2 separate regions of the Homo sapiens genome follow, and region 1 is linked to region 2. A link is a loop called in an ENCODE intact Hi-C map of the cell type or tissue named here. Cell type or tissue: heart right ventricle. All regions are shown on one strand. Each heading gives the region's core, and the rest is flanking DNA. Links, peaks and the distances in the headings are about the cores only.

Region 1 (16,063 bases), core at 5,124-13,123, 240 kb after region 2:
GTGTTCTCAATATAAAAAATAAGTATGTGAGGTAATGTTCATGTTAATTAGCTCAACTGATCTGTTCCACCAGGTGTACATGTTTCAAAACATCATGTTGTACATGATAAATATATGCAATATTAATTTGTCAATTAAAAAATGAACATTTAAAAAAATTGATACACTCTATCCCATACAAATTATACCTCAGTAAGGTTGACTTTTATATACTTCTTTAAAAAAAAAATCCCTCTTCGGACTACATTTCCCCTTTCAATTACTGCTCTATTTCTTTTGCCAAACTCTTTTAAAGAATTGCTCATAATATTTTTCTCTAATTCCCCTCATCCTATTCCCTCTTAAATACGTTACAGTCAGGCTTTCCCTCATACCACTCTAATAAAACTACTCTGGTCAAAGTCACTAATGGCTTCCCCTTTGCTAAATCCCTTTGTGAAACCAATCATCAACTCAACTGAAAGTCAAGGAGAGAGGTCTCTGAAGACACTAAACCTGCAGGCACCTTGATCTTTGATTTCCAATCTCCAGAGCTGTAAGAAAATAAATTTTTACTGTTTTAGCCTACAGTTTGTAGTATTTTATTATGGCAGCTTTAGCAAATTAATACAACTAGCAATAACCAGTTAGAATATAAAATGGGGGACATATTCCATTTATTATAGCCACACAACAATAAAATACCTAGGAGTAAACCTAACCAGGCAAAAACAATGTTTTATTTAATTATTCTTAGCATCTATCATCTCCATGAGACTCTAGGCTAGATAGCGCAGGGACCAGATTTTTTTTTTTAATCCACCATTGTATCCCCAAGCGCCCGGCATAAACAGTAGTGGGATTATCTGCTCATGGCTGCTAGAGAGGTCTTGGTTTGACATAAGTTTTAGGTGTTAAGGGTGTTAAGAGATTAGATTGGGGCCTTAATTTTGATCCATTTCCATACCTCCAGATCAAGCAGGCTTGCTTTCCCTCATAGAGGCTTACCTAAAGCAAAAGTGATCACTTCAATGACGTATTCCTTTAACGAGTGGAGATTTAAGCCAAAGGTTCTTGTTGCAATGGAAATACCATGCCTGATCACAGTGAGCCCCAGCCTCTGAGGGCCTTGGCAATCTGTCAGAGGACCCTGCAAATCTCCTCTCTGCACCGTTGCTGCCAGTTCAAAAGGGAGGTTCAGGAGAGCACTGTGGTCGGTCCTGCAGCTTCTCCCCCTGGCACACAACCTCCAGCTGTCATCCACATTCCTAAGACAGTCCAAGATCGTACTTACCTTGAGGACTCAGCTGCTACATATTCCAGGAGCCCTATCCTTCCAGAGCTTCACATGGCTGATTTTTTCTCCTCATTCTTTAAGCCTCAGTTTAATGTCACCTCCTCGGAGGCTTATCCAGACTCAAGCCCCACCCCTATGCCCCATCTCCTTCTATCATCCTATTGTATTTTTCTTGGCTTAACATTTCTCTTTGCTTTCTCCATTGTGGTCTGCATTTCCCCCTCTAGACTGCAAGCTCCAAGGGACTTTCAGTCTTGTCTTCAGTCTTCAGAGTTAACTGCCCCTCCCCTGACAGTGCCTGGAACTATCCCTGGTGCAGGGTAGGCACATAAATACTTGATGAACACATAAGTCATCAGCCCAATAAAGTCAAGCCTAATTCTCAGGGTGAGATTACATGCAGAGCTGTAGTTCCTGACCCTAACCTTGACTACTGAGAGGGATTGCCTCTTTTCCCTCCTGGTTTTCACAAGGAAGGAAATATTTTTCACTGAATGCCTTCTTTACTCCTCCCACCAAGGGAAATAAATTAACTTGGGTGTAAAGTAATAGCCATTCTCCCACTTTTCTAGGTTGAGATAATCTATCAAAATTCCCAGGGAAAAAAAGACATTTCCTTTCTCCCTCCTTCCTTCTGTAGCTGAACTATAGGGGGCTGAGGCTGAGGCTGAGGCTAAGGCTGAGGGGCTCATTATGGCTCTCATACTGGGCTATACCCTCAATTTAGCCTGATAAAGTTGTCCTTCTGCTTACTTATATTTTATCAGTTGGCTTATAAATCAGGCAGGGAATAAGGGTGGATTTATTAGGCCCCCTCAAAGATCCCAGTAATGATTATTTACTAGTGTTTTTGTCTCAGTCCATTATATTGTTTCAGCAGAGTGAGAAGGCTGAGACTCTTCAAATGGGCACCTGACCATTTAACCCTTAGTTGAACCATAGAAGGCATAGTGAAGTCAGCTATTGGGAAAGTTTGGTATTCACTGTTGCCATTGCCATCTTGGAATCAATACAGTGGTGAAAGGCATTGAGATTAAAATGTCATCTACAAAAAGATACTGGAAGGATGCTCTCATTGAATTGAGGAGAGTCATTTATCTGCCTACAAAGGCCAAATCTCAGAAGGTTTATTTCAGATGCCAAGCTTTCTCTCTGTCTGTGTGTGTGTGTGTGTGTGTGTGTGTGTGTATGTGGATCCACACATGTGTGTGTGTGTGTGTGTGGATGTGGATCCACACACACACACTTGCACATGCACATGCACAAAAGTGAAATAGCCTTGCAGACTCTCACAGCAGACACTAGTTAAATATTTGTTGACTGATTAATCTTGAAATGTGCATGACCTATAAAATAAAATTTAACTTTAATAACATATGGTAAGAAAGAGGAAAGATCATGTCTTTGTATGGGAGACTGAATACTTTAAAATTATTTCTTTGTTCAATAGAGATTTATTTAGAAATAAAATAATCTGAAGTTCATTTGAATATATAAACAAGCAGAAACAGGTAAGAAGATTTTGAAAAGGAAAAGTAATCCAGAAGACTTACATGACCAAGTATTAAAATATATTATAGCACTATTTTAATTAATCAATGTGATATTGGCAAGAATCATAAGGCTAAAAACAGATTATATTATATATTAGAATTTAATGTTTGATAAAGAACCACCAACTAATAGAGAAATAATGAATTATTCAACTATTCTAAGTAAATTTTAAAAAACTACTTAGAACTTTATACACTATATAAAAATAATCTCTAAATGGATTACAAAGTTAAATGTAAAAATGATCCTATAAAGTTGGCATACAAGTGTTTCTACTGGGATGGAGAAAACTTGCTAGGCAAAAAGTAATTCTATAAATCTAAAAGTAAAGTTGATTACATAAAGAATTAAAATGTCTATATATCGAAAATGTCATTAACAAATAACTAAGTGGCAGAAAACCCTGCCTCTGGAAGACAATATATTAGTATTCTTAATAGACAAATAATTCTCACGAGTCAACTAGAAATACTTCAAAACCTACACACACACACACACACACACACACACACACGCACGCACCTTTAACACAGGCCATTTTGAAAAGGAGGGGACTGAGACCAAGGAAAGCTGTGTAACTTACACAAGGCCACACGGTCAGCAGGCAGCAGAATCCAGATTGGTTCCAGAATCCATGCATGAAACCACCATACCTTGATATATTCATAGACAAAAGATGGGAAGGGGAGAGCAACAGCGGATGCTAGCAGTGTTTTCTTCTGACTTGCAAACCAATATATAGTTTGTATTAACTTCTTTGGAACATGAGGGTTGTCTCTCTACCCACAATAGATCCCATGCTGGTGGCTCTGCTCTTTCAGACAAAAGCATTTTCTGGTGAGTCCAGGACCATGTTCTAAGCAAAGGATCCCATGCCCGGGTCAATACAGCTCTGGGTTGAGTGCTGGCCCTGGCCCAAAACATAGGAACCTTATAAGCCACAAAGGCCCTGTTGGGGCCCTAAGGCATGGCTTTGTCTCCTTCTGAAGCTGTACCCTGAAACTCTGTCTTTCCTAAAGCTATCCGTTCATATGAGACATTCCTCTAAGCAATAAATCTCTTAACATTATTATTCCTGCAGGAGTCGGGGGTGCCTAGACTGTCAGAGTTTTCTTGGGATATAAAATTGTTCTGGAAATGATATGTTGGTACATTTATCTTCATTTTCTACCCTATCCCCCCAACCACTATGTAGATCTGGAAAGTCCTCTCCTGCAGCAGAAAGGGCTGTGTCTTGGCATATGAAGCAAAGCAGATGTCTACCTTTCATCTTTTCTCCACCATTCCACCATGACTTAAAAAAAACCAAATTTTTGTTGCACTTCCTATAAATTTTCAGATAAGTCACCTTCTGAAATTGGTATCCCAGCCCCGGCATAAATGCTTTTTTTTCCCCCTATACTTGGGCTTCTCCTACTATATACCAGTTACTGAAATTCATCTCATACTTGGCTACAAATGTCACTGTTTTCTTCTTCTGATCTTGTTCCCTGTTGAGTCTGGGACATCCCAGACCACAAAAAGCAAATACCAGGAGTATTTTGGGGAGACATGGCCAGCTGACTTCACAATTACTTAGTCTGCTCCAGGCTCTCCCAAAGTCAAGGTCTGCTTGAATTTTGCCAGGGCTTTTGTTCCATGTCCTAACTTTGACCTCTCTTTCAACATCTTTCTGCATGTAGGTTGCACATAGCATCATCTCCTACCTAGAAGCATCCTCTAGCTATAAGCAAGTCTCTCTAAGCCTATTTTCACAAAAGAGGCTTTCATGCTTACCTTATTCCCTGGAAGCCAAGCCATCATCCATCACTGTGCTACAGGGTGGTCTCTAGAGCTATCACATCCTCCACTTTACTGCTTCTCTGATTTCTGCTCCCAGACCCTGGGAAATCCCTCTCAGTCTTACGGGTGAGATGAAATTTTAAAACATCAGCTCTCAGTTGGACCCTTGTGGGTAAAAGCCACCTCCCTTCAATCCACACTCAACACTTTCCCATTCCCCATTGCAATTTTTCTTTGTTTACTTTTTTATTATGTGTGCAGATGTCATCCTCACTCTTAGAATGAAACCCCATAAAAGCAAGAATTATTTAATTCATTTTTAATATCCCCTAGGCACTTTTTCATCAGCATCTGGTACAAGGTTTTATTCATAGCAGGCGTTCTGCAAATATTTTATTTACTTACTTTCTTTCTTTCTTTGTTTGCTTGCTTGCTTGCTTCCTTGCTTTAAAGAGCACCTAGATTTTCAGGCCAGGGTAGAGTGCTCATGGCCATCTTAAACTTTCTTCAATATTTTGATTACTAAAGCCAACTGACATGGAGGATATAGGGCTAGAAAGAGAGGGAGCATCGAGCAAGTCTGGAATTCTTTCTTTTGATCTGTAATTAACTTGCTCTGTGAATATGGTACTTTCCCTCCCAAGGCTGCAGCAGATCCCCGTTCTGACCACTACTTCAACATGCATCACTCTTCCTGCTCTGCCCAACCTTGTCCTTGCGACAAGCTGCCATTCCTTCTTCAGGACTCATTCAAGGATTTCCTTCTCTGGAGAGACTTTCCTGCCTCCTGCTGAGGCCCCTCTGCTCTCAACTCCTATAGGACCTGATGAGAATCCCTAACATATCCTGTATCTGTTTGACTATAGTTTGGCTGCATGGAATAAACAACTCCAAAATAACAGTGGCTTAAACAAGATAGAAATTTTCTTCTCATGTTAAGAGAAAAAACCCAACAAATTATGAGTAAGCAGTTCAAGGTTGGTGAAGCTACTCCACAGTACCATCAGAGACCTAGGCTTCTAAACTTCAACACTCTAGTACTTGGCCCCCATACTCAAGGTCACTTCATGTTTCGAAAAGGCTGCTGGAGTTTCAGGCCAGAAGAAGGAAGAAAGGCAACTAGGAAAGAGCAGCCCCTTCTTCTCCATTAGCTTCCTTTAAAGAACTCCTGGGAAGTCCACATAACACATTTCTATTTACATTTCCTTACACAGACAATATTTTTGCTTCTTTATGATTTGCTTAATAATATTTTCTTTTCTCTAGCTTGCGCTTTCTTATAAAAATACAGTATAAAATACAGTACATATGTATTATAAGGAAGAAAAAACATGTTTACTATTGATTAAGTGGAAGTAGTCCACTTAAGTGGATTAAGATCTCCAACCTCATCATCTTCATCTTCATTTTAAGTAGGTTGAAGAGAAAGATGAGGGGTTAGTCTTGCTGCCACAGGGGTGACAGCGACAGGAGAGATAGGCACACTTGGTGTAACTTTACAGAAAGACATCATAATTTCTGCCTGACTTTTTTTGCTTTTCCATTTCTTGAAAAATGATGTTTCTCTATGGTACCAATTTTTCTTTCACCATTTGCTTTAGTTTTAGTGCCCATATCATGGAAGGGTCCATGCGTAAAAGAAGTCAAAAGCAGTCTTGAATAATCACCCTTCTGCCTGACTGTCAACTGTCAATTTGTCTTCTGGTACTGCTTCTGTGTCATCTTCCTCATCACCTGGCAGTGGTTCAGAACCACTCATCTCCATCAAGTTATCCTCTGTTAATTTCTCTGGTGTGGTGTCTATTAGCTATAGAATTGGATAATTGGAGAAACAAGATCCATATCTTGAAACCCTTCATCTTCCACCTTTTTTGCCTTATCCACAGTCTCTTTTACGATTTCCTGGGTTGGTTCCATCATAAATCCTGTGAAGTCATGCACAACATCTGGACACAGTTTTCTCCAGCAGAAACTTATTGTTTCAAGCTTGATGGCTTTCATGGCTTCTTCTATAACAACAATGGCATCTGCAACGTTGTAATCCTTCCAGACCTTCATGATGTTCTCTTGGGCTCTCTTCCACAGTATTGACAGTCCTTTGCAAAGGGTACCATGTGTAATGAGGCTTAAAGGTCCTATGACTCCTTGATCTAGAGACTGAATTAGAGACATTGTGCTTCGGGGCAAGTAGACCACTCAACACCTTCAATGGTGAAGGCATGAGGCTCTGAGTGGCCAGGGGCATTGTCCATTATCAAAGGAACTTTGAAAGGCACTCCCTTACTGGCAAGGTATTTCCTGACTTCAGGAACAAAGCATCGTTGGAACTAATCCAGACAAAGAGTTCTCGTTGTCCAGGCCTTCTTGTTGTACAACCGAAAGACTGGCAGCTGGTGTTTATCTTTTCCCTTCAAGGCTTGGAGATTGGCAACTTTCTGGATAAGAGCAGCCCGGTCATAAACTTGACTACATATGCACAAAACAGTAGAGTTAGCCTAACCCTTCTGGCCTTAAATCCTGGTGCTCACTTCTCTTCCTTACTAATAAATGTCCTTTGTGGCTTTTTTTTCTTTTTTCCCAGAATAGGGCACTTTTGTCTGTATTAAAAGCCTACTTGGGCAGATATCCTTTCTCTTCAATGATTTTCTTTTTTTTTTTTTTCCTTTTCAGATAACTTTTTTTAAAGTTTTATTTTTATTTATTTTATTTATTTATTTTTATTTTTTTTTACTATTATTATACTTTAAGTTTTTGGGTACATGTGCACAATGTGCAGGTTAGTTACATATGTATACATGTGCCATGCTGGTGTGCTGCACCCATTAACTTGTCATTTAGCATTAGGTATATCTCCTAATGCTATCCCTCCCCCCTCCCCCCACCCCACAACAGTCCCCAGAATGTGATGTTCCCCTTCCTGTGTCCATGTGTTCTCATTGTTCAGTTCCCATCTATGAGTGAGAACATGCGGTGTTTGGTTTTTTGTCCTTGCGATAGTTTACTGAGAATGATGATTTCCAATTTCATCCATGTCCCTACAAAGGACATGAACTCATCATTTTTTATGGCTGCCTAGTATTCTATGGTGTATATGTGCCACATTTTCTTAATCCAGTCTATCATTGTTGGACATTTGGCTTGGTTCCAAGTCTTTGCTATTGTGAATAGTGCCGCAATAAACATACGTGTGCATGTGTCTTTATAGCAGCATGATTTATAGTCCTTTGGGTATATACCCAGCAATGGGATGGCTGGGTCAAATGGTATTTCTAGTTCTAGATCCCTGAGGAATCGCCACACCGACTTCCACAATGGTTGAACTAGTTTACAGTCCCACCAACAGTGTAAAAGTGTTCCTATTTCTCCACATCCTCTCCAGCACCTGTTGTTTCCTGACTTTTTAATGATTGCCATTCTAACTGGTGTGAGATGGTATCTCATTGTGGTTTTGATTTGCATTTCTCTGATGGCCAGTGATGATGAGCATTTTTTCATGTGTCTTTTGGCTGCATAAATGTCTTCTTTTGAGAAGTGTCTGTTCATATCCTTTGCCCACTTTTTGATGGGGTTGTTTGTTTTTTTCTTGTAAATTTGAACAGAAATTATAACAAACTGTCTCTCAGACCACAGTGCAATCGAACTAGAACTCAGGATTAAGAAACTCACTGAAAACCGCTCAACTACATGGAAACTGAACAACCTGCTCCTGAATGACTACTGGGTACATAACGAAATGAAGGCAGAAATAAAGATGTTCTTTGAAACCAATGAGAACAAAGACACAACATACCAGAATCTCTGGGACACATTCAAAGCAGTGTGTAGAGGGAAATTTATAGCACTAAATGCCCACAGGAGAAAGCAGGAAAGATCCAAAATTGACACCCTAACATCACAATTAAAAGAACTAGAGAAGCAAGAGCAAACACATTCAAAAGCTAGCAGAAGGCAAGAAATAACTAAAATCAGAGCAGAACTGAAGGAAATAGAGACACAAAAAACCCTTCATAAATTAATGAATCTAGGATCTGGTTTTTTGAAAGGATCAACAAAATTGATAGACCGCTAGCAAGAATAATAAAGAAAAAAAGAGAGAAGAATCAAATAGACACAATAAAAAATGATAAAGGGGATATCACCACCGATCCCACAGAAATACAAACTACCATCAGAGAATACTACAAACACCTCTACGCAAATAAACTAGAAAATCTAGAAGAAATGGATACATTCCTCAACACATACACTCTCCCAAGACTAAACCAGGAAGAAGTTGAATCTCTGAATAGAACAATAACAGGATATGAAATTGTGGCAATAATCAATAGCTTACCAACCAAAAAGAGTCCAGGACCAGATGGATTCACAGCCGAATTCTACCAGAGGTACAAGGAGGAACTGGTACCATTCCTTCTGAAACTATTCCAATCAATAGAAAAAGAGGGAATCCTCCCTAACTCATTTTATGAGGCCAGCATCATCCTGATACCAAAGCCTGGCAGAGACACAACCAAAAAAGAGAATTTTAGACCAATATCCTTGATGAACATTGATGCAAAAATCCTCAATAAAATACTGGCAAACCGAATCCAGCAGCACATCAAAAAGCTTATCCACCATGATCAAGTGGGATTTTCTTAATACCATACGGGAACTGGTCTCCTGTCTCTTGGTTGGCAGAAATTGCTTCTACTATCTTGATATTTTTCAAGCCAAACCTCTCTCTAAAATTATCAAACTATCCTTTGCTGGCATTAAATTCTCCAGCTTTAGATCCTTTACCTTCCTTTTGCTTTAAGTTGTCACATGATGACATTGCTTTTTCTCTAAACATATTAGAGTCTATAGGTATGACTTTCTTATAGCAATCCTGCACCCACACTAAAGCTACATTTTTCAATACAAGATTAAAAGTATTTCACAAAAGTGCAAGATTTCCACACCTGCTGGTGTCACTGCAGCAACAGCTTCACAAATTTCCTTTTCTTTTTTTACTATGGCCCTTACATGGGGTTTACTTATCTTGAAATGGTGGGCAACTGCAGCTGCAGACCTCAATCTATGGTATGTGTCAGGCAATTCAACTTTTTCTTGTACTGTCATTACTTTTCTCTGCTTCTTGGGAGCACTTCCAGCATCACTATGGTGTGATTCAAGGTTTACTGTATTGTACCAAACATGATGAAATGTACAGGAGAACCCAAAGAGATCACTTTTTACTTTGATACACAATTCCTTAGCATCACACAGCATTTAAGCGAATACTCACAGCAGGGGAACTCACTGCAATAGCAACTGTAGGTGGCTACAAAATTATTATAATAGAACAGTATGTACTACAGTTAATTTTATGCAGCTATGATTTAACACTGCATCATTACTTTTAAATATTTCTACTGTAAATGGTGCCATGTATGGTCTCTTTGCATAAGTTTTAATAAATTTTAGCTTTCTATAATAGATTTGTGTATATTTTATGGTAGCAAATCACAAAATAGACTAGTACCTACATATATTTTATGGATTCATGACATACCCCTTTTTCTAGGCTACACAGTTTGTCTGCAACTTTTTTCAAGCTGTTGCAAATCATCAACAAATTTTCCAATATATTTATTGAAAAAAATCCATGTATAAGTAGACTCACACAGTTCAAACTCATGTTGCTTAAGGGTCAATTGTACCATCTATTTTTAAGACCCTGGAAGGAAATAAGATCAGGCTTCAAACAAAAGACTCTGCATATAGTTTATAAAGATTCGATAGAAGTAGCAGAAACCTGATCAAGCCAAGGTAATATTAGAGAATCTAAACTGACACGTAAATATGGAAGAATTGTACCTTGTCAGCATCCTATCTCTCTTTGCTCTGCGAATCCAGTGTCAGTCGCTCTTTCTCTCTGATTCACTAGAATCAAACAGAGCTTTCACAGACCAGGGGAAGAGGCTAAATGATTTGCCTGCTACTAACATGTTTAGAGAGAAATTCAAATCTTCTGGCTTTAAGTGTATTAAATTACTCAACATTAAATTACTGACCACATTGTCAGTTCATGGCAAGTTTCAGTTGATAGGTTCTTTTTGATCAGTGACTATCTTTCAATGGTCATTTCCCAGTTTTGGTTTCTACCTAAACTTCACTACTGGTCAGCCAGAAATTCAATTCACTCTTGGTGGCTGGATTTATTCCCATCAAATGGAAAACACTTCTGGTTAAATAGGAGCTTGCTAAGAAAATGCAAGGACAGCACAAATTAATGAACAAGAACTAATCAACCCAATTTGGTGAATCTCCCACGAATAAAACCAAATCTAAGTTCCACAAAATATCTTGATGACTCATTTTTATGGGAGAATGTGTTGTAGTCCCACAGCTCTCTCTGAGGACATAAACACTCTTAGACTTCTGAAATAATTTGCCCTTTGTACAAGATAGACTCAGCTAAAAGAAACTATAAAAATGTTATTAAATTGTTTGACTAGTTATTCTACTTTGACACCATAAAAAGTCTAGTTCATAAGAGATTTTCAAAATTTGAATAATTCTTAAAAGAGTTAATGGTTTTGAAAGTGTACTGTGTAAAAAGTAAGGACAGGCTTTTTCAACTTTTGATTACCAAATGTGAGATCCTGTGAAATGGAACCCAATATGACCCTGTTTTAAATGTCTATATTTATTGTCTATTTTATCCTGGGAACAAGGCCTAATCCAGAGACATTTTGAGCTCATCAAATATGTAAATTGTTTTTCAAACACTTTGGGGTTACCACAAAACCTAAATTGTTTTTAGCTAACCAAGCACTTTCTCTCTTTGGTTTCAAAAGCCAATTGTATTTTTTTTTTTGAAGAAAATTTAATTCAGATGTTTCTGATTCACTTGCACTTAAATAATTAAAATGCTATTTTGCAAGAACTGATTGGTGTGCAAGAAAGCTCATGAGTCTCTTGTCTAAGCTTCTTTAAATCTGTTTTCTGAAAAACATGAAGTCTTGCTTTGCCAAAAGTAAACCAACTCCAGTGGCACATTTGGGTCGAAAGTCTGATTTCAGAGTAAATCCAAAGCTATCCATTTGGAGAAGGGTGAATCAGGCCAAGACATCTCTTCCAGAGGCTTTGCTGAAAACCTGCTTCTAGGCCCAGGTAGATTTCCAACACAACATGCTGGGAGGGAGTGATAAAGACACAGAAGGTTTTATCACAAACACAGCTGGAGCGTCTCAGGCTGGTAATATTTATTTTTAAAGATAATCTTGCTTTAGTTCATTTCCAAGCATCACTAATGCTTCAAGCTGTGATTTTTTTTGAACCGTGAAAGTTCACATGCCTATTCCCAGGAATCTACAGTTCTCTATCAGAATTTAAGTGTTTGGGACTGAGGGCAGGTGTTACTTCTATCAATAGCTTCTGAAAATTACTATAAGGATATTCTAGATCATCTGAATGACAATCTTGGAGCCAATAACCATCGCACAAACACATTTTTGTTTGAGACTACTGTCTGACTACACCAACTAGTTAGATTTCAACCACCCCCTACTAATGAGTAAGGCATTGATTGCCTCCTCTCCTTCCAATCCAACACTATCATTGTGAGGACTCAATGGAATAACACAGGGAATGAGAATCTAGCACATTGGAAGCATTCCATAAATAATAGGTACCATTATTTTGCAGGCTTTCCTCCAACACATGACACTCAACAGCATATAGTTTTTGCCACTTCTTAAGGTGAACCCATTAAAAATAGTCTGTATCAAGTTAGTGCATCTAAGTGCAATATCATCAGCCCAGGTCATATCAGTTTCCTGGGTTTCCCTAGCAGATTCTAAGACTGTCTCCCCTTAACCTCTTAGCTATGGGATTCAGAAAGTATCCTGTGGCCCTTAACAAATTCTCACCTGCAGCCAGATTTATAGCTGTTTTAAGGGAAATTTAAACCACCAGCCATTAGCAATGAATATTCCTGGTGTCCATGAGGAAGGGGTGTCATAATACATATGCCATAATCCAGAATACTTCATGCTAACAAAAGAAACTCTTCTTAAAATTCTGTGGTTAATAATGTGAGTTTTCCTGTCTTCAAGGGAAAAAAAAATCCTCCACGTCTCTGAAAATTTTCTCTCTGGCTTCCAGATGAACACCCAACCTCGACGGAGTCTCAGGGTTTTGTCCTTAGTTACACCAAGATCACACCATTGACAAAGGCAACTGGACATAGACAATAAAAAGCCATTAATGAGGATTCTACTGGTTGATGCAATTGAACAAATATGTATTGAGCACCTATTGTCAGTCACCATGCTTGTTGCCATTGAAGACAGAAAACAACGAGACCCAATGTGGCACCTGTCCTCAAGTTAACATGGCTTGAGAAAAGCAGATTAGATAGGAATATAAATAACTAACAACGCAAGCCAGAATGTGAAAAATTTCATTAGATGCACATAAAAAGGTCTAAGGTAGCATAAAGGGAAATGAAAGCATGTGACAGACATGACATCTGAAATGCCTCTAGAAAGAGTGGTAATATTTAGAAGGACAATACCATAAGTGATTAATTCATTTTCTACTCTCCACAGTTTCCCCATTAAGGGGTTCAGGCAGTATCTTTGTATACCCAGCTGTTAGTGCCTAGAGCACAAAAAATGCTGATTAATGTTGAATTAAGTAATGAGATCATCAATAAAGTTTGTAAACTTAATTTATACTTGGAAGGTACAAATAAAGGTTGAATAACTGAATAAGTAAATGGGTCGAGTACTCCAAATAAATAAACTTTTTGGGAAGATCACATCACCTACCTCCTCATTTACCAGGGAAGAAAACTGAAGTGCAGAGAACTGACTGATGGGACTGGCCTTGCTCACAGGGCTGGAGAGTAGCAGAGCCAAGACTAGAACCTCAGACCTTTAATTCTCAGTGACCTTTCCACTCATTCCAGGAGCTAATCACTTTTTATTCTCGGAATTCAACTGAATTCTGCTAAATAATCTCTAATTCAAATTTGTATGATTTTATGGCAAAATGGAGCTTAACTATGTCAATTCCTTTATCTCACAGCTGAAGCCAGATTGATTTCTCCACATCACCACGGCGATAGCTGGCTACTCTCTACAGGAACCCAACTCCAAACAAAAGGACTTCATAACTGGCTGTGGGTCCTGCTGATCAGGCCTGGCTGGGAGAAGCTGGCATGGAGTCTGGGGCACCCCCCCACCAACAACAGGGCCACAGTATCAAGGGTGCATGTCCCCCACAGAGCCACATTGTTGAGGGTGCAGAGATGAGTGGAGAGGGAGCAGAGGGAAGCTCAGGGTCACTGAAAGGATTGTTTTATTTTATTGCTTTTTGTTTCATTTTTTTACAACTGATATCCACATTTCAAAACAAAAGAATAAGACTTCTGGTAGATTTCCTCAAAGGCAACTACTGAGAGATTTGCCAAAGCCATTGCCCCAGGGGTTGGTTTACAAAAACAAGGGCATTGGAAAGCCATGTAATCTGAACTTTTCTCTCTGGCCTATGCCAGCATTTTAGCTGCCAATAAGTAGACTTGCTTTTTGTTTCCAAAAATAAAAAGTTATTATACTCTTGCTACCCAAGTCTACCCTTGGCCACTCCACGGACAATCACTAAGAGAAGAGGGATGCACTTTGTGGTGTTGTTTTTGGAAAGCTCCTATTTAGAAAACTCTTGATGGTATGCTGTCATGAAGGGGCTGGCGGCTGTGGACAGGCAGTGATCATCTAATGGAGCCCCTGGAAGTACCTCTCCTGCCAGGGACACATAGCTTCCATTAGTCAAGAGCTTGCTGGCTTTCTGACCTGGAATTCTCTCCCATTGTTATACATATCCAGTGCTTCTCTAGCCTGGACATGAAGGTAAAGAAGGAAAAACATGGAAAATGGTACATCTTCTGTAACTCTGAAAGAGAAAAAATATCCTAGGTTACTGCCAGGAAGGACTCAGAAATGTCAGCTTTCTCTTGAAATTATGGAAAACATGGGAAGTTCCAAAATCGCCATTTCAAACCGTTTTTCTCTGCTCCTCACAGAAGTCCTCTCCTCACACTCTGCCTTCTACTCAGGGTGACCAACTTGTCCCAGTTTGCCTGAGACTTTCCTGGTTTTGGTCCTGGAAGTCCCTTAATGGCGCACATACAAGGAATGCCATCTTACAATTAACATAGAAAAACAGGAAATAAGAAAGAGGAACATCAGGCCAGCCTCCACTCCTGCAGGCACCATTCAGAATTCTCCATGGAGGGAAGAATATTGTCTTCTAGGCTGGAAGTTAGAAAATCAGCATAAATATCAAGGGTTCTAATAATAGTCTATTGTGAAAGATTTTGAGACCCTTGCACTTAATATGACTTGTGCAAGAAATTTCATCATTACTTTTACATTTCCAAAGTTAATTTTCTTCTAAATGAGTAGTACCAGTGAAATGCTCATTCTACATTACTCCTATCTCTGCTTCTCTTGTCACACTGCCTTCTCCCCGTATGACCTTCCTGCATTCCTCTTACAAGTACTTTGTGATGACATTGGGCCCCCTGGATAATCTAGGATAATGGCCCTATTTCAATATCCTTAACTTAATAACATCTGCAAAATTCCTTTTACCTTGTAAGGTAACACATTCATGGGTTCTGGGGATTAGGACCTGGACAGCTTTGAGGGGGCCATTAGTCCTCCTACCACAGGAGAAGAGAGGCTAGAGGTGGGAAGGGAGGTGGGACATAAAATGGTAAATCAAGATGACCTGGCCTCCTCAATAGCAATAGGCAAGATTTCTCCCTGAGACCTCTACCAGCTAGCTATTCTCCCTGTATAACAGGAGTTAATGCTCCTCACAGGCACATTTCCGTGAAGAATGCTAGACATTCCCTCCATGTCTTAAAGGTAGGGCCAAAAGCTTCACCAAAACTCCAGCAGGCAGCTAAACTTTTTTTTCTAACGTGGATATTAGAAACAAAAGTCACAAAGCAGAGAAGTGTAGGAAAGAAGAGATTTAATTTGGGGGTTTAGAATATGAGTGGGTCACAGCTCCTCTTTTCACCAGTGTTTTAGCTATGCTTATGCAGAAACGTTGTAGATTTAGAACAACTATTTTATTTTGTTAAGGATAAACACTGAAGAAGAAAATATGTATACAAATGTACACACAAATTACAGAGTGGGACTTGCACCACTCAGCATGTTGAATGGTATGGATAAAATGAACCACAGCTATTTTATTTATTTTTTATTTATTTATTTATTTATTTTTATTATTATACTTTAAGTTTTAGGGTACATGTGCACAACGTGCAGGTTTGTTACATATGTATACATGTGCCATGTTAGTGTGCTGCACCCATTAACTCGTCATTTAGCATTAGGTATATCTCCTACAGCTATCCCTCCCCCCTTCCCCCACCCCACAAAAGGTCCCAGTGTGTGATGTTCC
Region 2 (16,063 bases), core at 3,320-11,319:
CATTTAAAAGGTAATAATAAATCTATTGGCAATTGAATAGTCATTAATAACACTACCATGGAAACAGATTGACATAGATTTCTCAGATTCTCATGAATTCAACTTTGAACTCCCTAACTTGGTGTAAACAAAATGATGTTGTGGTTTGTGGTGGTACAAGGGCGCGCTGAGGTCTCAATGTTGGATCAGAGTTTTCCAGAATCTACATATATGCTCCTTGGAAGGTAATTTAAAATCATGTAAAATCTCAACCAACAGTGCAGTGCAAGGTGCTGAGGGCTCCCTGTGCACCCCGTGAAAATGGCCAAGGCATTGAACGAAAGGGATTAGGTATTTCCATGCCAACCAGTGGAGGTCAGTGTTGAGTCGTCAATCTCTTGCCTTAACTGGATGCATTATGTTGCCACAGTAGACCGGTCTCTGCTCAGAAAAGGGATACTCAAAAATGAAAATGTGGGGCTGATGACACTTCGAAGTATGAACAACAGCTCCGTGCTGCTAAAGAATGGTCACCTGGAATAGCTGAAAACATCTGAAGCGACCTCAGGAAGGGTTGCTGCACTGGGAGCAGGTGGATGGAGGGGTGACGGTGTAGTTATGCAGCTTCAGCTACCGAGAGCTCACTTTGCCTTTCAAACCGACTCCCCTCCCAAATTCCTCTCCACTGAGAGGTACTGGGATCCAAGATGAGCATGTTGGTCTCTTTATTAGCTAAGCGAGTTTTGAAAAAGCAAGGAGAGGACAGCTAAAGTTGCTTCCCAAGAGTAAAGGGACCTTCTTGTAGACAACAACTTTTTCTGTAGAGTCACAATCCTCATTTCTATGAAATGTGAAAAGCCTCTTCAAACATTCATTCCAAATTGAGAGTCAGCCCCACTGCTGGCTTGCTAGTGGTCACTCTCAGAGTGGGCCTTCCTTATTAATCTCTAGATACTGTCCACATGGGGAAACATAAAGTGTGAGGGAAGAGCCTAGCACTGTATGCTGCAAAACTAACCACTAAAACACCAGGAAAACATAAGGAGACAGAAAAGTCCAAGAGGCCATTGAAATCTCTGTACTTTCTTCACCTCGCCTCTCTCTTCTCCCTAAGGGCTGCAAGCTTCCTCTCCATAATTCGAGGATTTAGGGTATAAAGCACCAAGCAGAGTATTTGTCCAAAGCAAATATTTAAGCTCCTGGACATTCATTCAGCACGATTATTTTGGTCTTCATCATGATTAACGTGATTTGGCTGGAGGGGAGGATGGGCAGAAGTTTTAATGTGCGGGAAAACCCCTGAGGTTCTATTTTTAGATGCTTATGTTCTTCCTCAAAGGGCAGCCTAGGAGGAGTGAAGGCAGCTCTGTTTGTTTAATGCCAGGGGGTATAGGTAGCAATTAGCAACTTAAAATTATCCTCAGTGAGGAGGCCCCTTCATTCCTCAGGGTGTGGTTCCTGTTCAAAGCTCAGATATACAAAGTGTATTTTTTGAAACTGAAGGGGAAGGGGTGCTTTCCCACTTTCTGAATTTGGTATTCTGTTTTACATTTTGTCGGTATTTTTGAATATTTTAAATCTATTTTTTACACTCAGTCAACCGGGCTGAGCATTAGCCATAGATAGGACTCTTCTGATACAAGTACTATGTGCTTTAACTTCCAGATGCCACCTCTGTCCTTTTCATACCATGAGCTTTTATTCTCTTTTGCCCTTTCTTACACTACTTTCTATTTGTCACACTCCTTTCTTTGTGCTTTCTTAATCTGCCACCCTCAGCAGAGGCATCGTACCCAAATGCTGAAATTCTATTTATTCTGCAAACTTAGTTCAAATGTCATCTCCTGCATGAAGCCTTCAATGCCCCTTGCCAATCTTTCTTCACAGGCAAAATTAATCATTCCCTTCTCCATACCCCCAGAGTTCTGTGTACAGTTTGATAGTGTCTACACACATATATGTGGACATCCAGTAGTTATGCAGCAAATCTTCAGCAACGCAGGACAGATAATCTAAAACTTCTACTGTTGCTATTGAGAGAATGAAGACAATGCAATACAGTTAGCAATCACAGAGTAAGACTCCAACATAAGCAGAGGAAAGAGAAGTATCTAAATAGAAAGTTGTAATTGCTGCCCACAAACAAGAGGGTCCTAATATAATACCACTCCCTTCCATAATAGTGAAGAGAGGAAAAGATATTTTGTAGCAGTCGTCTTGTAGAGTCCATTTTAAGGCAGCCCCACTAAGTTTCTGCATGTGCCCGAGACCTGCTACTACAGTAGCAACTAGGAATGGAAACTGCTGGTGCTACAGAAATGCTGTTATTAAAGGATCTAGAGTTTAGAATCTAAACTACAATGTCAAAGCTTTTTACAATTGCAGAGACGCACAATTGTCTGTATAAAAATCACTTTGCTACAAGGCAGTTAGTTACTAATCTGACCAACCGGCTGGAGTGAAGGTGAGACATGGACCAAAGTGGAATAGAGAACAGGATCAGCAAATAGCACAAACCCGTGAAATGCAATAGAATACAAGAAATCCACATAGGAACAAGGCAAGGGTGTTTTACACGGCCATTTCTGCTGAGGATTGTATCAATGCATTAATGAAGAAGGGCTTGCAGTGAGTCCAGATTGTGATTATCTCTGTGTTATTTGAAGGTTGTAATATGCATATATGTGTGCATGTGTGTAGGAGGATAAAACTGTTACTTCTTCACCAGTCCACTGCCCTACCCCAACCAAGGCAAAGCTCATTGTTTGTGGTTAGCTGACTCAGGGAGAGGATGTATTAATCAAAAGCAGAGAATAGGGACCCTGTTCTGGCTTTTGAGGTTTCAAAAACATAACCCAGGGAAAGGCAGGGAAAATTCGGAGCAAAGATCCTCACTTCCAGGAGAAAGATAAAGCTTCTCCAGCTTGGGTGAAAGAGGAGAGTTGGAGGAGAAGCAAGAAGCCCTGGACAGTGGCATGCCTTTTCTGCAGGTGGAGTGAGGAGGGAAGGAGGCCCACACAGGTGAGTGGGTCCCAAGAGCTAGGGGGAACCAGGGTTCCAGAATACAGAAGGCTCCAGGAGCAATGGCTGTGTGCACTAGTGCTTTGACAGTCTCCTCGAGGTTCCAGCACTCTGATACAGGGAGTGACCAGCGGAATTGTCCTGCTTATCATTTCTAGAGTGGCCTGGAGGTTGACATGAGACCCGGACAGCCTCAGAGAGTTTCTCTTGCCTCACTGCATGTTGGGAGCAGCCAAATAGCTTGCATGAGCTCAAGAACAGCCCAAATATAGTACAAAGAGTCCCCAGGCTGGACAAGGCCCTGCACACATGATTTAAGGATTGTGGGTGGAGACCCAGAGAGATGGAACAATGGGAGCTGGCATCATCAGGTGAGAAAGGACTGAAGGCATTGGACTCCTAGCCCTGTCCCCATGCCACCTTGAACGTCTATGGCATCACAAATTGCCTAGGTGTCAGTGTATGTCCCACTGGACAAAGGGAACTTAACGTAAAAATTAAAGTAAATAACCAAAAATATTAAAAGTTTAATTTTTTGCACAACTGAGTTTGCAGTCAGGTTTGTGACTGCGCCACCCATATTGTGTTGTACACATATATGTGCTATTTATTTTGAATGAGTTGTAAATATACATTTCATTTCATGTGGGTTAGGTCACTTTCAATGACTTCCTTAGTTATCATATTATGAATATTAATGAGTGGTTGCAGAGCCAGGTAGAGTGAATAGACAACTGCCATCAAGGTGTCCAAAATGGCATACCACCTGCAGAATGACATGTGAACCAGGCCTATTTGGTGGTGCCACCTATTACAATGGCATTCTGAAATCTGCTCTTCTGTACAATTGCTTAATTCTTCATCTACCCATCTGTTAGACTGTGAACTTCTTAGTTAATATGTTTCCCTAAGCCAAAACAGTGTGACCCAGAAGAGGGGCTAAATCAACTTTTGCTAAATGAAGAATGTTCCTAACAATAGGGGACAATAGTACGTTCTTACAATTTCTCTGTGGCCCCCATTAAATTCTGGCAGATTTGGGAGCACAGAATCTGAGCTCTATACTTAAGTGAATGAACAAATAATAATTTTTAGGCAAGATAAAATATGTGACACCAAAGGGATATTCAGTGTACTCCGCATTTTGCAAACATAAGTGAATCTGCATCTCTGTCCATTTTCCTTAGTTATATGCCTAAAGATCTAAGCAGGAAAACACCCTTAATCTTTTCATATACTTTCCTGCCATGAGAATAAACAATTGCCATTGAGTTCAAGACCTACCAAAACACAAGAATGCTTTCAAACATTACAATGAAGAAACTAACATCTACTCTTTTTCCATTTCCTAGTCCTACTTAAAAAATGTTTTTGATTCTTCTTTAAAATGTAAGGGCTTGTAAAGAAAAAACACTTCTTGTACGTGCTGCTTGGTGATTGAAGCTTTAAAGTGCAATAGAAGGCTCCCGTGTCTGGAACCCTTATTATATTAGCACGTCCCAGAAAAAGATTAGATTTCTCTCAAGATTGACTTTGGCTGAGTTTCCTCCCTTATGTCGTACTCCCTCAGTGTCTGAGCTTCCTGCCTTGGACTCCAGGCTGTGATTCTTACCACTGGGCCCCAGTTTCCTGGAGGATGAATCCCAGCACGCTTTTTCATGCCAACTACTTCCCTTGGGTTGAATCCAGGTTCTAGACCTACTCTCTGCACTCACGTTCCTACCCTATTTGTCCCAGAACAACCAACTCCATCCAATGTACTCCACGTTCGGATCTTACATCCTCTCAAATCTGATCATGCATCAAGTCTGTTTCAAAACCTGTGATACATCTTCATTTTCAATTGCAGAATTTTCCTTCTGCTTGTCTATAGCACATTTTATTCAATGTATTAGTTAGAGTGTGTTAACTGCATTAACAAACAACCCCACATTTGTAGTGGCTTAACACAAAACATTCTACTTCTTGCTCACAACACAGTTCAGTGCAGGTCAGATGGGGTGTTGGGATCCACTCCAAGTGGTCTCTCTCAGGGATGCGTTTTCCTTCTATCTGATGCCTCTGCTCTTATTAGGGTCTTCATAAACCTCACTGTTCAGTCAGAGGGTGGTGGAAGAGCAAGGACTGGACATAAGAGGTTTTCATAAGCAGGCCTGGAAGTAGCACACCTCACTTCCTTTCACATTCCATTGGCCAGAGCTCAGTCACATGACTGAGTGGGAGTGGAGTCACATGACCACTTCTAATTGGACTATAGCAGTTCCCACTTATACCTGGTTTCAGTTTCTGAGTTTTTTGTTAACTGTGGCCAACTGCAATTCAAAAAGATTAAATGGAAAATTGCAGAAATGAACAATTCATAAATTTTAAATTGCATGCCATTCTGGTAGCATGATGAAATCTAACACCATCCTGCCCAGGCCCACCCCAAGACGTTCATCCTCCCTTGGCCTAGCAGATTTGCACTATAGATGCTCCTCACCTGTGAGTCACTTGGAGGCCTTCTTGGTAATCATATTGACTGTTGTGGGATCACAGTGCTTGTGTTCAAATAACCCTTATTTTACTTAATAATGGCCCCAAAGCATAAGACTAGTGATGCTGGCATATTGTTATAATAGTTCCATTTTATTATTAGTTATTATTAATCTGTTACTGTGCCTGATTTATAAGTTAAACTTTATCATAGGTATGTAAGTATAGGAAAAAATATAAAATATATAGAGTTCAGTACTCTAAGGGTTTCAGGCATCCACTGGTGGTCTTGGAACATAGCTCCCTCAGATAAGGGGGGAATATTATATATATCCTGGTGGTATGCTGAGAAAAAAGGGAAAACAGGTACTGGTGAGCAATGGTAAACTGAGTCACAATTGTATAACTTTTGCTATGAAAAGTACGTAGTTCCTAAAACTTTTAGGCCAAAAGTGTCTACTGATGCATAAGAAAAATCATACTCTGACTCAATTGCCCTAACATATTTGCAGTCCCATTTTTTAAACCACAAGGATAGAAAAATGAGTGGGTAGAGATCATTAATATTAATCATACTAATTATCTTTAATTTCCAGTTTATGTACCTAATCTCAATTCTGCAGTTTGCTATAAAAATAATCGCAGTGTGAGTTAACATTTTAGCTTGCTGATAAAAATAATATTAAATAACGTTTACTGTTAATTGATAAATTTAATAGAAACACAAATATGTGTAACATACATATATTATTGAATGGTTCAAGGTAGAGAATTTTAATATTTTAACAATCTGAAGTACAGTTTAAATTTAGAAATATTGAAGAAAAACAGGATAAATGTCATACTCCATATTGTGGCATACAATGTCCTTCCCAATCTAACCTCAGCCTACCTTTTTCACATCATCTCCACTGCTCTCTCAGGGAACAGAACTTGCTGGAATGAAGAGAACCAAGGTCAGGGGCTACATTTCTACTGTCTTCCCCTTTATCATCAACTGCATTTGTTGCCTGAGAGAGTAGGTGAGATACTGGACCACTCTGGAGACGTGCATGGACATGAGTTCAAGGTGAATCTGCTTCTGTCCTTTTGCTATAATCCCTGATCTCACAGGTAAAGTTGGGGAGGAGGCCACTGGAGCCCAAGAGGATCTGTTTGGCTGAAAAAAATATATGACCCCTGACCAGAGGCTACTTTTCCAGGGTTGGCCCCTTCTCTATGAAAGCACTTATAGATCTCCTATAGATAATATGAGCTAGTATACCTCTAGCTTTTGGTTAATCATGGTAATTCCCAAAACAAGCCAAGGATTTCACACCTTGGGGCCATTTTGTGTGTTTTTGAAGCCAACCCCATCAGTAATAGAATATTTAATTCTTAATTAGATGGAGATCACATGTCAGCCTAGCCGTCACCAAGTAATTTTGTTGTAATAATATATAATTATATGTATTTATATAATACATAATATATAATCACATAATTTTATTATTTTATCATGTATGATAACTACATACTTAATTTCCAACCTAGCCAGCCAGCTTCCAGATGTGGACCTTTAATCTCATGTATAAAAGTCATTTGAAGTAAATCTGGGTATAAATCCTGTATTTAACATTGATTGTGAACTTCAGCAAATTAATCATTTGAGCCTCAGTTAAAAGGAACTGCTCAATAATGCCTACATCAAGGGTTATTGTGAAGTTGGATGAGAACATGTAAAGGACACCTGCTCTTCTCTTTTGAGAACAAATCTACTACAACTACCAATGTCTTCCAACTCACAGCACAAGTACAAGTAGCAAGTCAGCCATGATTCTCATATTAAAAAACTTAAACATTTTCACCAGATGCTATTGGCAGCCTGGCAACCTGAAGTAGTAAGTGGAACACAGGAATAGGAGTCAGAAGCCCTGAATTTTATGTCCAATTTGGCTCCAATTCAACTGTGTGGCTTTGGGCAAGTTAATTTTTCAGCTTCCCCTTTTGTAAAATGGGAGGACATAATCCTGCTCTGATGACCTGGACTTGAATGTCACAATGATTGTAATGCCATCATTATTGTGACCAAACACTCCATGTTAAAAAAAAAAAAAGTCTTTTTACTCAACTTTTTTAAAAATGTAAACTCTTACGACAAGGGCCTGGGGTGTGTAACACATTCCCTCAACAAATATCTATTGACCTGTGCTTGGCTGGGCATCGTTGAGCTAGGATACAGTGGTGAATACAAAGGGAAAGTCAAAGTGTAAACAATAAGCAAGTAAATAAATCAACTAGATGATTTCAAATACTTACAAGTTGTTTAAAAACTAAACCATGTCTATCCATATGCAGAAGAATAAAACTGCACATCTACCTACCACCATATACAAAAATTAACTCAAGATGGATTAAAAACTTAAACGTAAGACCTCAACCTCTAAAAATCCTAGAAGAAACCTAGGAAATATGCTTCTCCATATCAGCCTTGGCAAAGAATTTATAACTAAGTCCTCAAAGGCAATTGCAATAAAACTAGAAATTGACAAATGGGTCCAAATTAAACTAAAGAGCTTCTGCACAGCAAGAGAAACTATCAAAGAAGTAAACAGACACCCTACAGAATGGGAGAAAATACTCACTAACTAAGCATCTGGCAAAGGCCTATTATCCAGAATCTATAAGGAACTTAAATAAGTCAATGAGCAAAAAACAAACAATCCCATTAAAAAGTGGGCAAAGCACATGAACAGACACTTCTCAAAAGAAGACCTACAAGCAGCCAGCAAACGTAAGAAAAAATGGTCATCATCACTAATCATCAGAGAAGTGCAAATTAAAACTGTAATGAGATATTTCATACCAGTCAGAATCACTTTTGTTAAAAAGTCAAAAAATAGCAGATGTTAGTGAGGCTGCAGAGAAAAGGGAACCCTAATACACTGTTGGTCAGAATGTAAATTAGTTCGGCCACTGTGGAGAGCAGTTTGGAGATTTCTCAAAGAACTGAGAGTTGAACTATCATTTGACCCAGCAATCTCACTACTGGGTATCTACCCAAAGGAAAATATGTATGTTCACTGCAGCACTATTCACAATAGCAATGGTATGGAATCAACCCAGTTGCTCATCAATAGTGAACTGAATTTTTAAAATGTGGTACATATACGCCATGGAATACTACACAGTCATTAAAAAAAAGAATGACATCATGTCCTTTGCAGCAACACGGGTGCATCTGGAAATCATTATCCTAAATGAATTAATGTGGAAGCAAAAAACCAAATATGGCATGTTCTCACTTGTAAGCGGAAGCTAAACATTGGGTACATATGGACACAAAAAACAGGAACAATAGATACTGGGAACTACTAGAAATGGGAAGAAGGGATTCAGGGAAGGGTTGAAAAAAACTACCTGTGGGGTATTATATTCAGTACTTGGATGATGAATTCATTCATATTCCAAACCTCGGCATCACACAATATAATTTGTAACGAAACTGTGCATGTACACCCTAATTCTAAAATTAAAGTTGGAAAAAAAAAAAAAGAGGAGCAAAGAATGCAAGAAAACCCAAAAACCAGAAGACAAACTAATCTATGTGAAGAGAGTAAGTAGGGAGGAAAGGGCTGGCTTAAATTGATTGGGTAAGGGAGGCCTTTCTGAGGAGGTGATATTTGAGTGCGGACCCAAAGAACATATTCAGTTCTTGCACACCTTATCAACAGTGGAATGACGTAAAAAACAGTGCGCACACCATTAACAAGTGTGAGTTAAATTTGATTGATTAAGTTCAGTTCCCGGAAGTGAATAGAGAAGTGAATAGAGAAGAAGAGATAGTAGAAGGAAAAACTAGGCCAAGAAAAATAAGACACTCAGTTAGGACTGCTGTCTCTTTCCAATCTGTCTTCCCCCAGCATACTCCTATCTGTGTGGAGTCGTGCTGGGGTGCTGGACATTTTAGGGAATAGCTAAAGGGAAGTTGCATTGGGGATTCATTTTGTTTGGGTTTATGAGGTATGTTTATGAGACTCACAGGCACTTCTCTGTAGTTATTGAGCTAATATATTTCCTATGTAAAAATATCTTCCAGGATGGAATGTTGGACAAAAGTAATGGGTAGATTCTTGAATTATTTGATAATTCAATTAAAGAGAAGACTAAATCACATGAGCCATTGCAAAGATATTCCTACTGATTTGACACAAAATACTGGCATCGATGAAGAAAACAGAAAACTCATGTTCACCATTACAATAGGATATATAATACACTGGTTCTGAGTGTTATCAATTTAAAGAATATTTAGAAGTTAATATATAAGAAAACTTGAAAAGTCCTTAAATCCTAGAGCTCATGTATGAAAGAAACTTGATAGAGTTTTCCCCAGATTTGACAACAGTCCTAAAAAAATGTAAGAGATTGCCAACAAGAAGTTGTGAAGTGGTAAGTTTTCAGCTTGGAAGGAAAGACTGAAGCTCAATTCTATTTCTTTGTGTAAAAAAATGCTGTTACCGTATCACTGTCATAGGAAAAGGTGATCAAAGAGCAGCCAAGAAAATGTGGAAAACATGTAAAGGCGTCAGGCTCTTAACTAATAAAAATACATTTCTGGATTTTGTGATTTTTTTTGGTTTTTGTCAGATCTTTAAAATTGTCATTTGCTGTGGTTTCTTTTCTCATTTTAAATAGATGTTTACATTCAGGCCAATTTGTATTCATAATTTTGGGAGGATTTTTCCTTAAAGATTGAGTCCTTCACTTGGGTAATTTTTAGGTTCCACAAAACTTGGCTCTGACCCTGCAAGCTGGCCTGGTGGAGAGGTGAGGGGAGATGGGGATGTTTCCAGAGTGATGTCCTAGGTAAGGGGAGATTCTGGATGTTCCTAGAGTGGCCCAGAACACGTACACACTGTCACCAACACATACACATGTGTCCAGTCTACCCTGTTCCGACTGCTCCCCAGACCCAGAAGGCCACCAAGGTGGCTTTTCTCACCCACCTGCAGCTGCTGAAGGCCCAAGTCTCACCACCCACATCCCTGAACCTCACATGGTCACCTCCTGTCAGGGGCATGAAGCGGGTGGGAGAGCACTGGGCAGGTGTTGGGTGTGTGAGCAGGAGAAAGCATAGGTGCCCCTGCATGTGTACAACCCTGCCTGACCCTGCACATTGCTCAGAGAAGAGCCCAGCCAAGCCCAGGGGACACATCTATGAAGCAATGGTTTCTCCTGGAACCTGATGGTATTCATAGGTTTCTTTAATGAGTGTGATTAACAGGCCCACAGGTTGGATGCATGATGGTGAATTTTGGCACTGGAACCCCAGGGCCAAAGCCCCTGGACTCTTCCTTTGTGTCCTCCCTCCCTCCCTCGCCCACTCGGTCTTCTTACAAGCCACCGTCCAGAATCACCTCATTCTGCTCTGAGAGAAGGTAGCCGTGTCCCCTTCCCTGCCACCTTTTCTGCCTTCTTTGGGTATAGCCGAAGTGAGCTTATTCAGCTTGGGCAATAACATGCTAAACTTTTTTTGAGGAAGGAACACTTTTTTCTAAAGAGCACAAAGCCTCAGCCCTGGTTGTTCTTCGGGAATGCACCAGGACCTCGAGAGAGCATCCGTGGCTAATCTCTACAGGAAGCCTGACTGGCTTCTATTGTCTCACCTGGAAAATGGAGTTATTGACAGTTTATACAGCATTGGGTTGAACAGAGTCCTCTTCCTACCCCAGCCAGCACGTTGTCCGCCCACCCCACACCCCTCGCATCCCACAGACTAACCATCCCAGCTTGGCTGTTCCAAACTTTCCCCAGACATGCCTCCTTTCCACCAGTGTGTGTGAGAGACCGAGGATTCCTCAGAGCTGTCTCTGAACAAGAATGATGGTCAGACTCCATGGAGAATGCCTCAAAGATAACATGAAAAAGCAGCGGGGGTCTCCTTAAACGGAGAGTGTTACTTTGGTTCACAGGATATCCTTGCGGGCCTGAGAGGGCACCTCAAAGTCCACATCGTGTCATGAAAAAAATATAAAAGGATTTGGGAGAAGGAAAACAAACTTCTCTCACACACAACTCCCTCCCCCTTCAGATCTTTTTATTTTTATTTTTATTTTTAACAAAAGAAAGAGATATTGATAGTAATGGACATACAAATAATCATGTGACAAGATGGCTCTGGGAGGCCGGGTGTGGTGGCTCACGCCTGTAATCTCAACATTTTGGGAGGCCGAGGAGGGTGGATCACTTGAGGCCAGGAGTTCGATACCAGCCTGACCAACATAGTGAAATCCCATCTCTACTAAAAATACAAAAATTAGCTGGCCATGGTGCCACGTGCCTGTAATCCCAGCTACTTGGGAGGCTGAGGCAGGAGAATCACTTGAACCTGGGAGGCGGAGGTTGCAGTGAGCGCCACTGCACTCCAGCCTGGGCAACAGAGCGAGACTCTGTCCCAAAAAAAAAAAAAAGAAAGAAAGAAAGAAAGAAAGAAAGAGAAAAAAGGTGGCTCTGGGAAACAAAGACTTGTGGAAAGACTTGCTGTTTAGTTTCAGTTTACCTGATCAGACCTTAACATTAAGAAAAATTCTATGCAGACATGCAGACATGTTTTGAAGTGGGCAGTAATTCACCTCACTGGGTTTTAGCTTCCTCAGATGCTATGAAAAGTTAGAACAAAACGATTTCCAGGGTCCGTTATAGGGCTAACATTCTATAATTTCATAATGATGATGTATTCTGTTTAGGTAACATGTTATTCTATATTTTAAAGGTGACTTGCAATCAAGTAGGCATTGATTAAGCACTAACAGGCCATATAACTTAGAAAAGTACTATTCTGTAGAAAACAATTGTGTTCCTGAAAATGTGCACTAAATATATGTGTGTGTATACATATATACATATTTAAATAAATCAACTTCTATTTCATACACACCATGAGTTTCCTGCTCTCAAGAATCTTGTGATGAAGATTTTATGGGGCTTAGTTATCTAGTATGTCAAGTTCCATTTTCTTAAAGAAAAAGAAACATTCACACTGAATGTTTGCATTGTGTAGGTCTCATCATCTGGAGAATGGCATTGAGGCACTGAGAGGTTACATGGGTTGTTCAGGAGCACGGGCAGCAGCAGAACCAACATAAGAACTCGGGAACTTAGGCCAACACTCTGACCCCAGTGTCCCACGCGTCCTTTCCTGGTTGCAACTGGAGAATTAACATGCTAACCTGCACGTATGCTGTCCACACTCCGCACACACCGAGCTCCGAAACACTGAGCACCCTCTAGCAATGTTTCATGCAGAAAACAGACAACCTTCTGGATGCTGTTGTTGTGTTGTGACGAGGCTCTGTTTGGCAATACGACGATGCTCCAGATGTATGTTTTCCAAAATTGAAGCCATTATTTACAGCCATACAGAGGGAAAATAAACTTCACTCGGCTGCGGACTTCCTAGAAGCTGCTCTTTCCTCGATATAACCCAGGCTCCCGCTCTGGGTTTACAGCTGAAAATAAAATGCAGTTGGTGTGGTGGCTACTTTCACAGTCCCAGGGGTGTGAGGGTGAAAGGGTGTCCGTGAGGATGCCAGCTTTTGCTCCCCGCTCCCAAACATCACTCACTGTTATGATGAAGTCTTAACCTAGCATCTCTCATCATTTCTGTGGGAGGGATTTTCCTATGAATCACTTCCACATTTGAACATCCCAGGCGAGGGCCCTTGATGCTATTTTCCTCTCAGGAAATATTTATTCCCTTGTAATATTTTCATTTCTTGGCTCCTTGAAGAGTGATAGAGTCTCACTCTGCTTGTCACTCTAGGACACAGAGGACAGAGTGGTTGCTCTGTGTTCTTTCTGAAGCCCTGGAGTTGGAGATGTAGGCAGCCATTGATGGAGGCTCAGTATTTAGAGTGTCCTCGACAATGAGGTTCTTTCTGCTAAGTGCCAGGAATTGTTCTTTTGACTTCAACCTTTTCTTTCACAGCCTTGGTATTATTCGTCAGTGTTTTCACACACACGCACAGGAGGGTCTGGGGGAATGTGTTGGGAGATGTCACAGGCCAGCCCAGAACTGGTGCCCACATTTCCACCCCCTCTCTAAGAGGAGGCTGAGGAATGTGGTCCAGCCATGAGCCCTGAGAGGTGAGGAGATTGGTTTGCTGGGTGTCTAGCCAGGCTCCAACCAGGATAAGTGTTGGAATAAGGCAAGAGAGTTGGTTAAGAGAATACTTACAAGGCTGGGGACAGAGCCTGCACACAGCTAGAGACTGAGAAATGCGAGGTCCGGTGGAACTCAGCCCCTGCCCTCAGGAGTCACAGTTGAGAGATAGAGATGCTATCAGATTATCTAACTGTGGGAGAATCCTATGGTGCTGGGGAAACGCCTGCTGTGCCACGAACAGAGCTGTGAGAGTGGAAAGGAGGGAAATGTAGGCTACTGGCTTGGGCTTAGGGGAGGTTTCACAGCAGAGGATCCATCAGAGTGAGTCAGAGAGGAGTGAATATGGGTTTGTGAAGAGGAGACGTGGACAATGGGTATGAGCAGAGGGAAGGCGCTGAGCTGGGTGGTCCAACATGAGTGGAGAGTGAGGCCACAGAGTCCATCGGGGAGATGGGGGTGGAACTGGTCTGTGGGGATAGATGGCAGGGAGTCTTGGGTGCTGCTATGTAGGTAGTAGGTCATTGTTAAAGGTGGGGGGGAGGGCAGGGGAATGACATGATTGGATCCATGTTTTAGGCAGTAGGTCTGGTGACCAGTGGAGAATGAATGGAAAGTAGGAACAGCAGGGGGCAGGGAGCTCAGTGAGGAAGCTGTTTCCACACCTGGGGCAAGAGGTGTCAGCAAAGATGCAAGGATGGCAAGTGGGAGGTGGTTCAGGTGACTTCTGCAGGGATTTGATATGGCCAGTGAGGGGTGCCGCCCTTTGATTTGCTCCATCTTTGCTATCTCCCTGCCCCCAACACATGCTGGTGTTCCATTTCCCTTTGAGAGTCATGGGATATGAAACCCCAAATGCTACTTTAAATGTTAGTAATTACAACAGAGAATGCAGACAATGTTATTCATTTCTCTTCTGATTTAACAGTGGGAGGTCCCTGTTGATTGGAGAAGTAATGCTAACAGTAACATTTCTGAGCTTTGTGTTTTAAATCCCCTCCTGGGCATTATTAAGCAGGCCTGACCTCACCAGGAAAACTCATAGTCAGTACAGCATTTACTAAGTAAACGCCAGGCACTGTTTTAAGGACTTTTTGTTATGTTAACCCATTTTATCCTCATAATAAGGAAGGTGATGCCAGAAAAATTATCCAAAACTTGAAACGAAGGCTAAAAGGTGAGAGACATGTTCTTTCAATATCATAGGAGAGAAAAGGCCACTCAAGGATTTTCTTGAATAATGTCCTTGATTTACCTCATCACTCAACTTTGATTAAAGTTCCAAGGCTTAAGGAAGTCACTTGTTAATTTGAAGACTTTGGTCCAGCAGATTTACAAATAATTTATCATCAGGGAAACCGAGAACCTCAGTGATTTATGGCATGTTGGACATTACCCAGATTATATCTAACCTGGCAATCTTATCCTAATATTTCTCTGTTAAATTTTCTGTAAATATCCTTACTCCTCAGATGCCCTTTGAGGGTCATAACATTCATTTTTAACTCACACAAAGAGTTAAAAAATAAAGGATTTTATGTTTTCTAAAAATTCCATTTTGAAAATTATCATTTGCACAGAGAAATTATGGGGTTTGCCCAAGGACAGAGAGATTCAGTTGGTAAAGCTGGGATTCTCACTCAGGAAGTCTGGTTCCAGGGAAGTCCTGTATTTACCCACCATGTATTAGTGAGCAATTTTCTCCATTCTTAACTGTTCTGGATTTCTCTTCCTGCTGAATCCTACGAGTATTTATTTCATTTAACAAATATGCACTGAGCTGCTACTATGTGGCAGGTTCTGGATTAACCTACATGGTAAATTGTATTAATGTTGTATAGTACACGTATACAAATTAGCTCTTATCTATGTGTTCAGGAACTAAAAAACAAAACAAAACAACCAAAAACCAGGCAAGGAAACTTCTGGGCAATTACATAATTTGCTGTGTCATTTCTTTAGAGTCTTGTGATTATCTATGAATATGGCATATGGTGAACCAAGTGTATTTGCCACACAGGTAGAGAGAGAAACCAGAATGGGTAAAAATCAGGCTCTTTGATGATGGGGTTCAGGCCCATGTAAAGTCCAAGAGTTAGGTATTTTCTAGAACCTTGAACCCATCAAAGTCTTATTAGTAAAACCACACAAGCAAAATGATGTCACACGAAAGTCTCCTTCTGCCAAATCTCTGCCACCATGATCTGCTTCAAAACGATGGCTGCCTGGAGTTTCTCCACCTAATTTTCATCTTAATGCTGGTCCTTTATGCTAGAGTCTGTTCAAGCAATTATGAGTAGTGGTTTCCTTCTATTCTGGCGGCCAGTATGTTCTGTCATTTTAAAGGCGTTGCTGCCTTTAGATAATGAGAGTATAGAATAAAGGGCCTGGAATATCCATGGCCACACCTGTATTTCTATCTCTCTGTTCCCTGAGAACATTTGG

What was found. Peaks named below come from ENCODE experiments on the same cell type or tissue, not always from the same donor. Only the 100,000 strongest peaks of a DNase experiment are listed, where the experiment ranks them.
Region 1: it touches region 2 in a loop (2.7-fold over the local background); 5 of 110 quality-filtered maps call a loop at or near these places.

What each region holds. Positions count from the first base shown.
Region 1 is chr13:50,547,556-50,563,618 of GRCh38, reverse strand. No RefSeq gene overlaps it. Among named protein-coding and RNA genes, the nearest start is that of DLEU1-AS1, 28 kb to the right of the region's middle. In heart right ventricle, for the core only: no CTCF peak of the experiment used is centred there; no DNase peak of the experiment used is centred there.
Region 2 is chr13:50,785,810-50,801,872 of GRCh38, reverse strand. It overlaps a transcript of DLEU7 not described here. Among named protein-coding and RNA genes, the nearest start is that of DLEU7-AS1, 14 kb to the left of the region's middle. RefSeq lists enhancers at 408-507, 578-627. In heart right ventricle, for the core only: no CTCF peak of the experiment used is centred there; no DNase peak of the experiment used is centred there; H3K27ac peaks cover 998 bases.